Regions from separate parts of the Mus musculus genome. Here region 1 is linked to region 2. A link is a loop called in an ENCODE intact Hi-C map of the cell type or tissue named here. Cell type or tissue: heart. All regions are shown on one strand. Links, peaks and the distances in the headings refer to the core of each region. The heading gives the core; the rest is flanking DNA.

Region 1 (6,777 bases), core at 949-5,948, 59 kb after region 2:
TTACTGTAGTTCTCTAGCATCACATCCTGATACAAGGCCCTCTGGGCAGAGCTCAGCTGACCCCACTCCTCCTGGGTGAAAAGCACGGCCACATCCTTGAAGGTCACCAAGTCCTGTGACACAGAACACTTCCTTACCAACCTGGGCATACCACAGAAAAGCTCAGGCTGGCTGTCTCCACAGCTCTCTTGGATCATCTCACAGGTCTCCTGCAGGAGGCTGGTGTTCAGGGACAAGCTACATGTCCTCAGCATCTCCTAGTGGCTGAGCCTTGTGCTGCAGACAAACTTTGTCTCCAACTTAGGCATCAACTGTAGAGAAGTCGTTATTAAAGACTGTGCAGTTGTTCACTGGGTCCACGTCTCCCAGTCTTTCCACAGCCCTAATGTAGCTGTGTAAAGTCTCAGCACAACACATATTGCTATGTTCTTACTCATGGTGGTGTAGATAAACAAAGGGCACTGGCAGAAGTGTAAAAGCATACAGCACACAGTACTGTACAGGGCTAACACTTGATAATGACAGCAAACCACACTGATACACCTAATGTCCTCTTTTTAAATCATTATCTTAGCATACACCTCCATACACTCTTTCCTGTGGAATAGTATGTCACGTTTCACCAGCAGCACCCTCACCTGTTTTGTGTTTCTGCATCCCTGGATTAATTAGGAGGCCAGGCTGAACGGCTCACCCAAACTATCTGGTTTTCAGAAATGCCCTCTGTGTGTTCACATGAACACCAAACAGCTCCATGAAGCACTTCTCAGAATGGGCAGAGTCCTTCTATGGCACATGCTCACTGTTTTCAGTAAGCTTTCCTTCTCATCTACTCACCCAAACACACGTGTGAGTGTACACACACACACACACACACACACACACACACACACAGAGGCACACACACTATGGAAATAATTCTTCTGTATTGTGACGCCATCTATGTCTTCTTTGATTACAACTCATCCCTTCCTTGGAAATTCTGACCAAGGACAGATTCTCTCTAAGAAACCTGGAATATAGCATGGAAAACAGCACCTTGCACAGTGTGGTCTTCTGAGCTAAGAAGCCAGGGAGGTAGTGTGCACTGAAGAAGGTCCAAATGGAAGTCCAGAAAAGAAAGCAAAGGATCTAAGTGGAGGGACTCTAAGCATATTCTAGACTCCATTTCCATAGCCAAAGTCTGTTGTATCTCTGTATTGTGTTTCTGATAAATGCCTGCTTTAGCTTAAGATAGCTTCGTTAAGTTTGTTACATGTACCCAAAGCCTTCGTGCACAGCAAGGAGCCAAGAAACACTGGCTGGAGTGAAGCCATGAGTAGATTTACTAAGAACCATTGCTCATCTCTGGTTTCTGACACAGCTAATGAAGCTGATACATTGTCTATCCCTAAGCGCTTCTGCCTGATGGCAGCCAAATTACAGTAGCTTGTGAACAACACAATAGTGTTTGACTGCCATGCCTGATATAGCTTATCCCTCCAAGGTCCATGTACCTGTGTGAATGTGTTGGGAAGTGGGACACCTTGAAGAGGTGGGGCTTATATGTGGCATGAGTAGTCTCCTGGAGCTCCATTCCCTGAAGGGTTTAATGCACATCTTGTAGGATTGGGAGGAATGGGGCAGGTCCCTCTGGATTGCAGTGGCTATTAAGAGCAGCACATTGTTATAAAGTGAATTTAGCACCTTGGACCTCTCTCATTTCTTCTCACCATGCAAAACTCCCCACACCTTTCTCGGTCCTGTCATGTGGTGCCATCGGCTACATATGATGCAGCCTCGAGCCCTTGCAACCTGGAGCTGCCCAATCTTGAACTTTCAGCCTCTAAATAAAGCTCTTTGATTACCAAACTCAAGAAGAGAATGAGCTGTCAGCAAGCTAGAACTGGTTGGTGGTTCTTCCAGCTTCTGACCTCCCATAAATCCCTGTCCCAGATAGTTAAAGACTTAAAAGAAAAGGAATTAGAACAGGTTTTACCTAAAGAGACTGGTACCACTCAGAATGCCTTTTAGATCTGAGCCCTTTGTAGACAGGCTCTCCATGTAGCCCAGGTTAGCCTCAACTTTCAATCTTGCTGCAGTCTGCCAAGTATTATGAATTCAGGTGTAAGCCACCATACCCAGCTTTGTGTGTGTATATGTGCCAGCTTTGTGAGAGTGTGTGTGTGGTGCTGGAGACTGAACTTAGAGCCCTATACATGCCAACCAAGTATTCTACCACAAAACTATCCCCCTAGCCTATAGAAGTAGAGTTCTTCAATTATTTTTGTACTAATCCTATATATTCTTCTTAAACAAAAGTTACACGTTATCTTTAAAAGACATCAATAACTACGTGGCGTCTAGGACACCCCATGTTCACGGGAAACAGTTCAAATTTCTTCTTTAGATCCTATGTCAGTTCCTGCCTTTACCATTTTGGACCACCATCTTACTGGCTAACAGAAGTAGAAAGGTTTTCATTTTATACTAACCTAGAATCCTGCCCAGATGTGCCACTTTCATGCCTTACAGAAAGCTCTAAAGCTCACTAGGAGGAGATGTGTGGTGGGAGGGAGCAGCTGGGGTCTTTGGGGGTGGCTGGAAAGGAAGCTTCTGGTTAGAGCAATGAATGAAGTCAAGGACACAACTGGGGATACAGGGGGACAACACTGGACAGTGATGACTCACCTGGACCAGGGCCGGGAGCTGGCTGACAGCCATTCCTTTTCTCTGGTGAGCTGAGGAGCATTGAGTAGGAAGGAGGCAGGGGAGGAGCTTTACAATTGCTGGGGTTCTCTGGCTAGAAGCATCTGCACTCCTGTAATGAGAGGGCCGGGTCAAAGGTCACAGGGATGCGCCTCACCATTCACATCCTGGCTCACTTTGTTCTTTTGCTCCCAGTGCATACTCCCTCTGAAGGTAGCTGTCCTCACCCAATCTGTAAAGTGACTTCTCCCCATGCCAGCTCTCCTTCGCATCTTTCCTTTAGTCAGATCCTGCATGCCTTCCCGTTTGTGTGGCTTTGGCTTTCCCCTGCAGAAAGCTTGCCCGGCCCAGTCCTCAAACTCTACCCATTCTCTGTCCCTTCCCCTGCAGCTATGCTTTGGCGTCTTAAGACAGCCTTTCCTCCTGGGACAGCTCTATCCCAACTAGAGGGAAGGAGGAGGCAAAGAGGTGACTTTTTCCTGAAAGGGAAGGGGAGTTAAACCGGCCAGATCTCTCTCTCTCTCTCTCTCTCTCTCTCTCTCTCTCTCTCTCTCTCTCTCTCTGTGTGTGTGTGTGTGGGGGGGGGGCTGTTTCGTGTTTCGGATGGGACAGTGTAGGGAGCGGGTTTCCGGGAGAAGAAATCATTCACATAAGTCACCCTCCACAGTTTCGTCAAGTGCAGGGGCTGCAGTGAAGGTGTCCCTTTCTCAAGTTCCTCAGAGAGAACTTGGAGCCACGCCGGGAATATAACCAGCAGCTGTATGCAACTGTATTTGTGAGTTTGCAGCAAGATGAGCTAGAGGTCCTGACCAACCCTTCTCAACGTGCAATCAGGTTCGGATCCCTTAGCTCGACTACAAAACAGTTCTGCTGGTCCCTTCCATGTGTGGAATCAAATCTCAGTACATGCGCTTCAAAGTTAAGGACGTGGGATCCACGCCTTTCAAAACGGACCACAACCCACCCTTAGTCTACGTACCCTCTGTTCTCAACTCCCAGACCTGACCTTCAGTCTCTGGACACTGCAGATCACCGTGGGGCTTCCCTTAGAAGCTTGTCCACTGCAGAGCATAGCCTCGACAGAGTAGTCAGGACACAATGAGCTGGAGCCTGCTGCTTGACGCGGAGCCGCGCCTGCGCGTTTGTCCAGGAGCCGGGAAGCCTAATTCCCACAAATCTCTCTGCTGCAGCGCTTAGATTTTTGGACTCCTTTTCTCAGAGGGAGACCAGGAGCAAAAAGCGATAAAGCGCGCCTGCGCCTAGTCACTTTGTGGCCGAAACTACAATTCCCAGAAGGCTCTGCGGTGCACTAGCCTATCGCTGGGCAGACAAGTGGTCTAGTCTTGTGGAGACCAGCAGTGAAAAAAGGTCCAGGATGCTGTTATCAAGGTTACTAGACTCTAGGATCTGCAAGCAAAGCCAGAGAACATCCAGGAACGTCGTAATAGCGCCTAACGACAGAGAAAGGTCTTGAAAGACAGTCAGTACCAAGCTCTCAAAAATGCTACAGCCTCTGTTGGAGCTGGACTGGAGAGGCATGATAGACCTTGAGTGCAGTGAGGGTTTGGGTAGCAGGATTACCGGAGGGGGGTGCGGGGGGGGGGAAGGACGATGGCCCTGGAAGTCTCTGCAGAGTAAACAAGTGTCTCTGGGAGCACGGGATAGTATATAGAGAAGCTTGGATTTACTTCTGGTGACTGTATTTTGCTGGGGCCTGTGAGTATCGAGTAATGTACCAGAATCTTTCCCTGAAGATGTCTAGTTGCCTTTGGATATGTAGTAAGTATTCATGGAGGAACTTTCTTATTGGGAGAAAAGTGAAACAAATTCAATTAAAAAAATATGATTTGAGATTGACACTTCTGGGATTGCTGGCCACCCTTTAGGATACAATGTCAGTGGCTCTGTCCTGGGCTTTAAAGATGTCATTCTCTCACTTAGGGCACACACATATAGGTTAAGGCATAGAGCAGAGAGTGTTGAAACAGAGTGACTCCTGCACTGCAGTTTTTGTGTGACTAGGGAAGGTGGTCCATCAAACAGAAAATATTCATTAGGAGTGAATGAAAGGACAGGAATGCTGAGTTAGGGGTTTCAGAGTGAGAAGGGGCAGGGTGTTTGGGAGATTTTACTGTCCCAGGAAGAGCTCCCCACAAAGAATTTGGCTTAGGATATTTGATGCTTAGCAAGACCAGCATGTTCACCAGGAACAAGGAAAGAAAAAAGGGCTCAAGATGACATTGTGTGTGACTCTGAGGTTCTGACCCCATGGTAAAAATGTGGATTTATTTTGTGTGTGAAAGGAAAGCAATGGAAGTTCCAAGTGGACAGATGAACTTATCTGTGCAGACTATGGTCAGTTCTGGGCAGGACAGATTCAGGGTGAAAACTAGGGATGGTCGTAGGACAGTGACTTAGCATTTGTTGGCTTGCTTCCTAACAATCAAAACTCATCCAAAACAACAGCAAAATAAATTAAAAACCCAGACTATGGTGTAGTTGAGGGAGAGAAAGGACAGTAGACTTGGAGTTTTCTGCAACAGTCAGTGTGTGGCATACCCTCCCTCCAGTATACACCTCTTGTAAGGCTGGGATGATCGGTTTTGTGCATGGTGTAAGATTGTCTTTGTATTATTCAAATGGTGATTTCTGTACCAGCAGAGATATGAGTACAGCCCAGACATTGGAATTGTTAAGCCACACCTGTCTTAGTTGCTTTGTAAAAGCCTCTAACACCTTCTGATTGGTTTAATCAAGAGGTGAACAGCCTATGGCAAAGCAGGATATGATAGGTGGGACTTCCAGGCAGAGTTAGGAACTCTGGGAGGGAGTCTGAGGAGTGAGATTCCTCAATGAGACACAGAGGAGAGATTCTTCAGTCAGACTCGAGAGATGGAAAGTTCTCCATCCAGACAAGGAGGAAGACAGACATGTAAAACTGAGGCGAGGCAACCAGCTATGTGGCAGAGATTAGATTAATATAAACGGGTTAGTTTAAGTTATAAGAGCTAGTTGGGAACAATTCCCCCAAGGACTAAATCCTTCATAATTAATAACAAATCTCCATGGCATTGTTGGGAAGCTTATGGGTTACAGTTAATCCAATGGGTTATTTTCTATGACATTTGCTTTGAGAGCCTAGTGATCCTCCTAGGAGCTGTGGGTTCTGGATGGCATGCTAGTAAATTTAGACATCAGTTTTCAGATGTATCGACAATTAAATAGCATTTAGCACTAACTGTGTTAGGTATTTCCCTAAGCACTTTATTATCTAAAACAACCAAGAGCACCAAGTTTTACACCATTAAGAAAGGAGGAAACAGTCTCTAATTATGGAGCACCTTGAGCGAGACCCCAGTAAACAGGTGGGACCAGAAATCTCACCCCTGCTAATGAAGGAATATGAAGCATCCACACTGTGTGCCTAGACTAGCTAGGAGGAGACAAGTCTTCCAAAATCTTTGATGAAAGTAGTGAAACTTCTGTTTATCTGATTCATTCCTGCTGGGGCTAAGTGAAGTCATTAGGGAATTAATATCATATGGGTAGCCTTCCGTATGTATGTGTGTGGGTGTGGGTGCACTCACAGGCACCTGCTGTGTATATCACACAGAGAGACATGCACAGCCTCTAAACAGCACTGGCATGTAGCTCAATTGGTAGAGTGCTTGCATGAATATGTGATTTCGATACCTACTACAACTGCAACTCAGGAAGTAGAGACAGGCAACAGATTGAGTTTAACAGCAGCCTGGATGAGACTGTCTTAAAGATTAAAGCAACTGAAAACACACTGTAGTGACACCTTTCTCCTCAAATGGCTCGAGCTAGGATGCCCTTAGGAGCTTTCCTTACTGTTCCTAGCATTCACCAGGCCACACCCATTTTCCTCATGCACTTTCTGTCATTAGGATCCAGGCTAAGGAAGAAAGGGGTTGGGAGACACCAAAACTATTTTCCTGTCTGTTATCCCTATGAGCTCTGGATATGCAAATTAAAGTTTATATAGGACCAATCTGACTTCTTCAAGACTGGTTACTACTTAGTTCCTATCGCTGTGTTGCAGAGCCTATCAATAAGATCTTTGCA
Region 2 (6,777 bases), core at 1,058-6,057:
GGTTCAGTGGTAAAGAGCACTGGCTGCTCTTTCAGAGGATCCAGTTTCAATTCGCAGCACCTACAGTGTCTCACAACCATATATAACTCCAGTTCCAGGGGAATATGGCAAACTCTTCTGGCCTTCACGGGCAACTGGCAACATGGTGCACAGACATACATGCAGGCAAAACATCCATACACATAAAAAAAATAATTGTTTTTCCAAAAGAATTAAAGAGGTAATTAAGCTGGGCCTGTCAATCACCTGGCCAGAGTTTGCCTCTATCCACCTTCTCACCGCCAAACTCTGGTTCACTTGAAGACAGGCTAAAGACAAGGAGGAGTGATTATCCCTTAATGAAATAATGTGCTCGGCCTTCCCAGAAGCCTTTGGGCAGTGCCACCTTGGAGCTTGCCCAACTTTCAGTTATTCCAAAAACTGTAACTTTTCTTTTTATTTATCTTTTTTTCTTTTTGGCCAAAATCCTAAACATGGTTTCCTTGGCATTCTGGGGTTTCTCACCCATTCTCAAAAGCTACTTCCCCCACCACACAACTGTCTGCTGTGGGATGTAGTACCTGTCAATAATAAATCTGACGGCTTATGGCTTAGGCAGGACATAGGAAGTGTAACATCTGGGAGGAGAGAGTTCTGGGACAGTGCCAGGTGAGAGATCCACTTGGAAAGATGTGAGGAGACAGACACATGGTACCTGAGCACAGGTAACCAGCCAGGTGGCAGAACGTAGGTTAAAATAATTGGGTTATTTTAGTTATGATCTATTCAGAGCAGAGCCTAGCTACATGGCCAAGGTATGTGTAACTATATTTTGAGTCTCAGTCTTACTTCTGAGAGCATGGGTCTGGGAGGAAGAACCAGGCCTAACATGTACAGTTTGCCCATCAGGAGCCTGCTGATCTCCGTTGCTGAACCTGCCTTTCTTGTTCCTATCTCACTCCTCCTGGCAGCTGCCAAGACTTACTGCTTGCCTGAACTGTTATTTTTCTCAGCCTCTAATAACATTTTCTTCAAGCTTCTGAGTACATGTCTAGGTTCTTTTATTAATGAAGTTAAGAACCCAAAAGAAAGGGCCAAATTTCCCTGGCAACTGAAGGCCACAGAAGATATTTTAAATTATGTTTTATGTCTGTATGGATGTGGTACCTGTTGATAATAAATAATAATAATAATAAATAAAATATAATATAATAAATAACATAAAATAAAAAATAGAAATAATTTAAAAAATAAATAATAAATAAGCCTTTGGTTTAGGCAGGAAATTAGGAAATGGGACATGAGGGAGAAGAGAGAATTCTGGGATTGAGCCAGAGGAGAGATCCAATGGTAGGGAGACCTTCACAGCTCTGTCTTTGGCTAACACAATGGGGTAGGCACTCCATCTGAAGGACTCCCTGTATAAAAAAAGAAAGCACCTGGGAGGTCTTATGAGGTGGTGGCTATCATCTGTGCTGGGCCTGGCAGAATCCTTTGATAAGTGTGAGGAGGGAGGCTTTTGTATCTTTTCTTTGCAGGTCAGCTTCAAACTGGAGTTTGCATACCCCTGTTAAATGCTAATTTTGCAAGGGAAAAAATTGGCAGGGGCAGAAAATGGAAACACATCCACATCTGAGTCAGAAAGCAATTTATGCAAAGACAAGCTTCACTTACTGTGCCTCGGGCAGCCAGCAAATCCACAGCCATTTCCCTTCTTAGTTTTTCTGCCAAAGGAGAGCCGAGTGCTGACCAAATATGCCTGGGAAGAAAAAAAAAAAAAAGGTGTAGTAAGGAATTCTGGTACAAAGGGAAGGCTTGGAGCCAGGAGGGTAAAGCCACCCACAAAGGGGTCTGGAGAAGTGGCTGTGTGATTAAAAGCACTTCCCTTGTTCGCAAAGAAGTTTGATTATCAGCACCCACATTGGGCTATCCACAGCTACTTGTAACTACAGGGGATCCAACATCCTCTCTGGCTTCCTTAGGTACTGTGTGCTCATGGGCACAGACACACAAACAGACACAAACATACACACATGAAAATAAATTAAGTTTTAAAACCCACCCATAATGGTACCAAATGACAGGAACACTGACAAAGCCAACCTGCCAAAACTACATCCCTTCTGTATATTAATCACTCTTCTTCTTTCTTACACTGATCCCTCCACACCCACCTACAGACCCTTTAGCACCTTGTACAAGATTCGTGGCAATGTCAAAAGGTTGGGCAGGACTGATTTAAAGTACAAAGGATAATGTGTCCAAGCTCTCTGCAAATGCTGTGTCTGTCTACCGCAAGAACTTAAGTGTTGGCTGTTTGGGAATTCCTGGAACCAGTCCTCTGTGCAGCAGAGGTGGGGCTGTGCTGTCGACGTGGCTGAGGTGGACAGCCAGGAGGTTCACAGCCTGCCCAAAGTGACAAGACAGCAAGCATCACAAATGGGAAGGAAATTCTGCTTTCAGTCTAAGGCTCCGATCAAGACTCAGAGAACTCTCGGGCCACAATGTGCCTTGGTTTCTTCTTCTGCACCATAGGCACAATGAAGGGCCAAGGGGCCTGTAACTTGCTATTAGATGCGCTAATTCATTAAGTTAGATTAGACTGCTAGGTATCGGCTGTTGATTTTATGATCTGCATAGCTAAGATGCTACAGAAGATGCACAGGCCTCTGGATCCGCAGTTTGGTCCCAGCCACGCTTCGTGGAGGGCCAAACCCGCAGAAAGATCCCCGAGCCTGAGGCCGCAGAGCAGTCGCCAGGCCGCGCCGGGCTCGCCGGGAAGCCCACCGCCCGCTACGCCCCGGTCGCCCCTCTTCACCCCACTCACGGACGCCGGCGCTCGCTCCCACCACTCTCAGCACGAGCAGTCTCGAGGATGTCGGCCCCAGACGCTCTCTCCTAGCACAGTCAGGATCACCTCCACCAGGAGCCCCCCAAAACGCCGCGAGCAGCCCCGCCACCGGGAGAAGCCCCAGAGAACTACTACTCCCGGCATGCCTGAGGTCTTTTCTGACTACACCTCCCAGAAGGCACCGGGGCCAGGCGCGTTCTGAAAGCTGAGTCGGGTCGTGTTGCACTGCAAATCCAGCAAGCCTGTCCCTGCTCTCTCAGTCAGTCCCTCAGACTTGTTTGCTAGGAGGGTGAAGTGATGTGACAGGACAAAAGTGGAATTTAGGGTTTAGGAGCGAGGTACCCATAGGTACCAGGCCAGCCTGACTGACTACATGTGGACAGCCAGGACTACATAGCGAGACTAAAACCAAAAAAAGTAAAACAAAACAAAACTCTAGGAGAACCCTAGCCCACATCACTAATCATTGTAGTTTATTTTTTTTACATTTTTTATTAGGTATTTAGCTCATTTACATTTCCAATGCTATACCAAAAGTCCCCCATACCCACCCACCCCCACTCCCCTACCCACCCACTCCCCCTTTTTGGCCCTGGCGTTCCCCCGTACTGGGGCATATAAAGTTTGCGTGTCCAATGGGCCTCTCTTTCCAGTGATGGCCAACTAGGCCATCTTTTGATACATATGCAGCTAGAGTCAAGAGCTCCGGGGTACTGGTTAGTTCATAATGTTGTTCCACATATAGGGTTGCAGATCCCTTTAGCTCCTTGGGTACTTTCTCTAGCTCCTCCATTGGGAGCCCTGTGATCCATCCATTATCTGACTGTGAGCATCCACTTCTGTGTTTGCTAGGCCCCGGCATAGTCTCACAAGAGACAGCTACATCTGGGTCCTTTCGATAAAATCTTGCTAGTATATGCAATGGTGTCAGCGTTTGGATGCTGATTATGGGGTGGATCCCTGGATATGGCAGTCTCTACATGGTCCATCCTTTCATCTCAGCTCCAAACTTTGTCTTTGTAACTCCTTCCATGGGTGTTTTGTTCCCAATTCTAAGGGGGGGCATAGTGTCCACGCCCCAACTGGTAAGAAGGACACATGCTCCACTATGTTCATAGCAGCCTTATTTATAATAGCCAGAAGCTGGAAAGAACCCAGATGCCCCTCAACAGAGGAATGGATACAGAAAATGTGGTACATCTACACAATGGAGTACTACTCAGCTATTAAAAAGAATGAATTTATGAAATTCCTAGCCAAATGGATGGACCTGGAGGGCATCATCCTGAGTGAGGTAACACATTCATAAAGGAACTCACACAATATGTACTCACTGATAAGTGGATATTAGCCCCAAACCTAGGATACCCAAGATATAAGATACAATTTGCTAAACACATTGTAGTTTATTTTTACTGTATACAATACACAGAAAACAATGTGACATGGGCCTTGATGTGCATCCCAGGATGGCTTCAGAAAGCAGGAGGATTAAAAAATAAAAGTAATTGATTGAATGCCTTTTGATTTTTTTTTTTTAAATCCAGCTAGCTGCTGAATCCTAAAATCAATTTCCATTTGGTTGGGACAGCAATGGACCTTCAGAGATCCTGCCTACCTCTAACCTCTAGGGTTTCGTTGTTTTGTTTTGTTTGTTTGTTTAAAAGAAAAACATAACCTTAACTCTCTCAAGTTTATATTTCTGATCTGGGAAGTCAGCCTAAAGAACAACAAAAACTCAGCAGTGAAGGTGTTTAAATAGCCCTTCATTGCTAAACCGAGGCTCTCTCAGAAGCCACAGTCTGTTGAGTGAAAAAAAAATCCCAGTTTCAGGTATGTGTTGCCTCTATCAGTATCACTGGCCATAGAGGCCCTCTTACCCTACAAAAGCAATTGTTTCTGGTTTTGTTGTTGTTTTTGTTTGTTTCCAGAACTAAATGAGAGTTCCTGTTGCTGGAGATGTCACGTTCTTTCGTTGCAGGAGCATGGAGAATTCAGGCTTGGCCTGAGCTGGAAGATATCTCCATGTGCTAGCTCATTGTCAAAGTGCTCAAAAGCAGCTGTGCAGGCTCCTGGGGTAGAGCCGATGCCAATATTCTTGTTCAGCTACGAACATAGTATGGGTACAGCCAGGATTGTCCATTTTCATTTAAAGCCTGTTTCACTGGAGAAAACTTCTATTTTCCAGGGCAAAACCTGTGGCTGGGGAGATCCTAGTCCCCAGTAAGGGAAACTACTGCTGTTATTTTGTTTAATAGGTACTACATACCTTCGAACCATTTGAGATTATGGGAATAGAAAACCGCAGCTATTAACATTGGTTGTGGGAGAAAACTTTTTTTTTAAGTGTGTATACTCTCATATGAGTTTAGATGTCCATGAAAGCCAAAAGCTTTCATGCCCTGGAGCTGAAGTTACAGCAAGTTAGAAATCACCCAACATGAGTGCTGGGAATTGAACCAGGGCCTTTCGCAAGAGTGGTACTATAACCTGACTTTTGGCTTCTTTGTGCGTTCTTTTTTTCTCTTACCTTCCCCACCCTTATCCCCTCCAAACCCCCAACACTAGGTAGGAGAGAAAGGATAGAGGGAGAGGGGGTGATGATGTCATTAGACTACTTCCTGCTGATGAGGACCTTTGAACTCCTTGGGGGCAATTTTGATCTTTGTAGTCAGGATATCGCCAACCAGAAACCAGCAATGCAAACAGCAGGAGAGGGGTGAGCTGCCACATCTCTCTCAGGGGCTCTTGTATTTATATACTCTCTTAAGAGTCCTCAGAATTCCAACCGCCATACACTTGCAGAAACTATCTGCAGCTGGAAGAATCATGTACCCTGCCAGAGCATGAGGCAAATCATGTCAGCTGCTGTGGACAGTCTGAAGCAGCCCCACACCTGGGATTAAAAAAAAAAAAAAACATATTCCCAAAACAGTACTATGTTTTAAAAGAAACAAAAATTCTCACTATGTAGAGAACTGTTTTAACCATGGGATTGCAATTTCTCCTGACCTGGGAAACACCCCTCCCCAGTGGGAGGTAGTTGTGGGTCACAGTTTGTCATGGCACTAAGAATACTGAATGTTGCTGTGGTATACTGAGCCTCAAGCCATGAATGGAAGACAACAATCAGACAGACATCTGTATGGCTCTAAGGCACAGGGAAGGTTGCAGAAGAGAAGAGTGGAGAGGGTGCTGTTATGTGCTTTGAGCTTACCTGGAATGGGAACAGGGAAAAAAGAGGCTCTCGCGGCTCAGGAAGCTCTAGAAATGTCATAGGCTTAAGAAGCTGACTCGAGAAGTCTATATAAACAGAGCACATCTGCTACAGGGAGCACCGTGCTACACTGTGAAGTAATTTCTCATTTCTAACAAACTGTGTGTGTGTGTGTGTGTGTGTGTGAGCGTGTGTGTGTGTGTGTCAGTGTGTGTGAGAGTGTGTGTGTGTTGTGTGTGAGTATGTGTGCATGTGTGTGTGTGTGAATGAGCGTGTGTGTGTAAGCGTGTGTGTGTGTGAGTGTGTGTGTGTGTGTGTGTGTGTGTGTGTGTGTGTGTGTGTGTGTAAAAATAAAATCTGAAATGCATTTGTCCAAGGAACCTCACCTCACAATTTAATACAGCAAAGGCAATTGCTCTCTGAGAAAAGCAAGTGGAGACGGCAGGCATTTTGTGCCTTAGAGTGCCTTTGGGTCTGAACCAGAGGTGGTAAATTGTGGGAAGACAATTCAAGAAATAATACACCTACATACTCAGGGTGGTTTTCTTCTCAGCTTAGTGAATTTGTTGGGCTGACCTTCCTCAAATTGTATTGAGGCGTGTCTCTGTGTTTTCAACTGTTAATTTTGTACAGGCAGACAACTAAGTGCTGGCAGGATTTTGGTATTGTCATTTTTATGCCCATCACTAGAATTCTACATTGTAAATGTTTGCCCTTCCTAGCCTGCCTA

The links. A loop is a pair of places that touch in the nucleus more often than their neighbours do. Peaks named below come from ENCODE experiments on the same cell type or tissue, not always from the same donor. Only the 100,000 strongest peaks of a DNase experiment are listed, where the experiment ranks them.
Region 1: it touches region 2 in a loop (2.8-fold over the local background); 2 of 42 quality-filtered maps call a loop at or near these places.

The regions. Positions count from the first base shown.
Region 1 is chr11:50,883,699-50,890,475 of GRCm38, forward strand. Zfp454 (zinc finger protein 454) reads right to left here and starts at 3,803. Exons shown (of 6, transcript NM_172794.3): 1 at 3,668-3,803; 2 at 2,671-2,800; 3 at 1-113. The coding sequence starts at 2,703. In heart, for the core only: no CTCF peak of the experiment used is centred there; a DNase peak (open chromatin) is centred at 3,913; H3K4me3 peaks cover 1,623 bases; H3K27ac peaks cover 1,297 bases.
Region 2 is chr11:50,824,773-50,831,549 of GRCm38, forward strand. Zfp354c (zinc finger protein 354C) reads right to left here and starts at 2,959. Exons shown (of 5, transcript NM_013922.4): 1 at 2,807-2,959; 2 at 1,654-1,738. The coding sequence starts at 1,686. It also overlaps a transcript of Zfp879 not described here. In heart, for the core only: no CTCF peak of the experiment used is centred there; a DNase peak (open chromatin) is centred at 2,999; H3K4me3 peaks cover 1,744 bases; H3K27ac peaks cover 1,259 bases.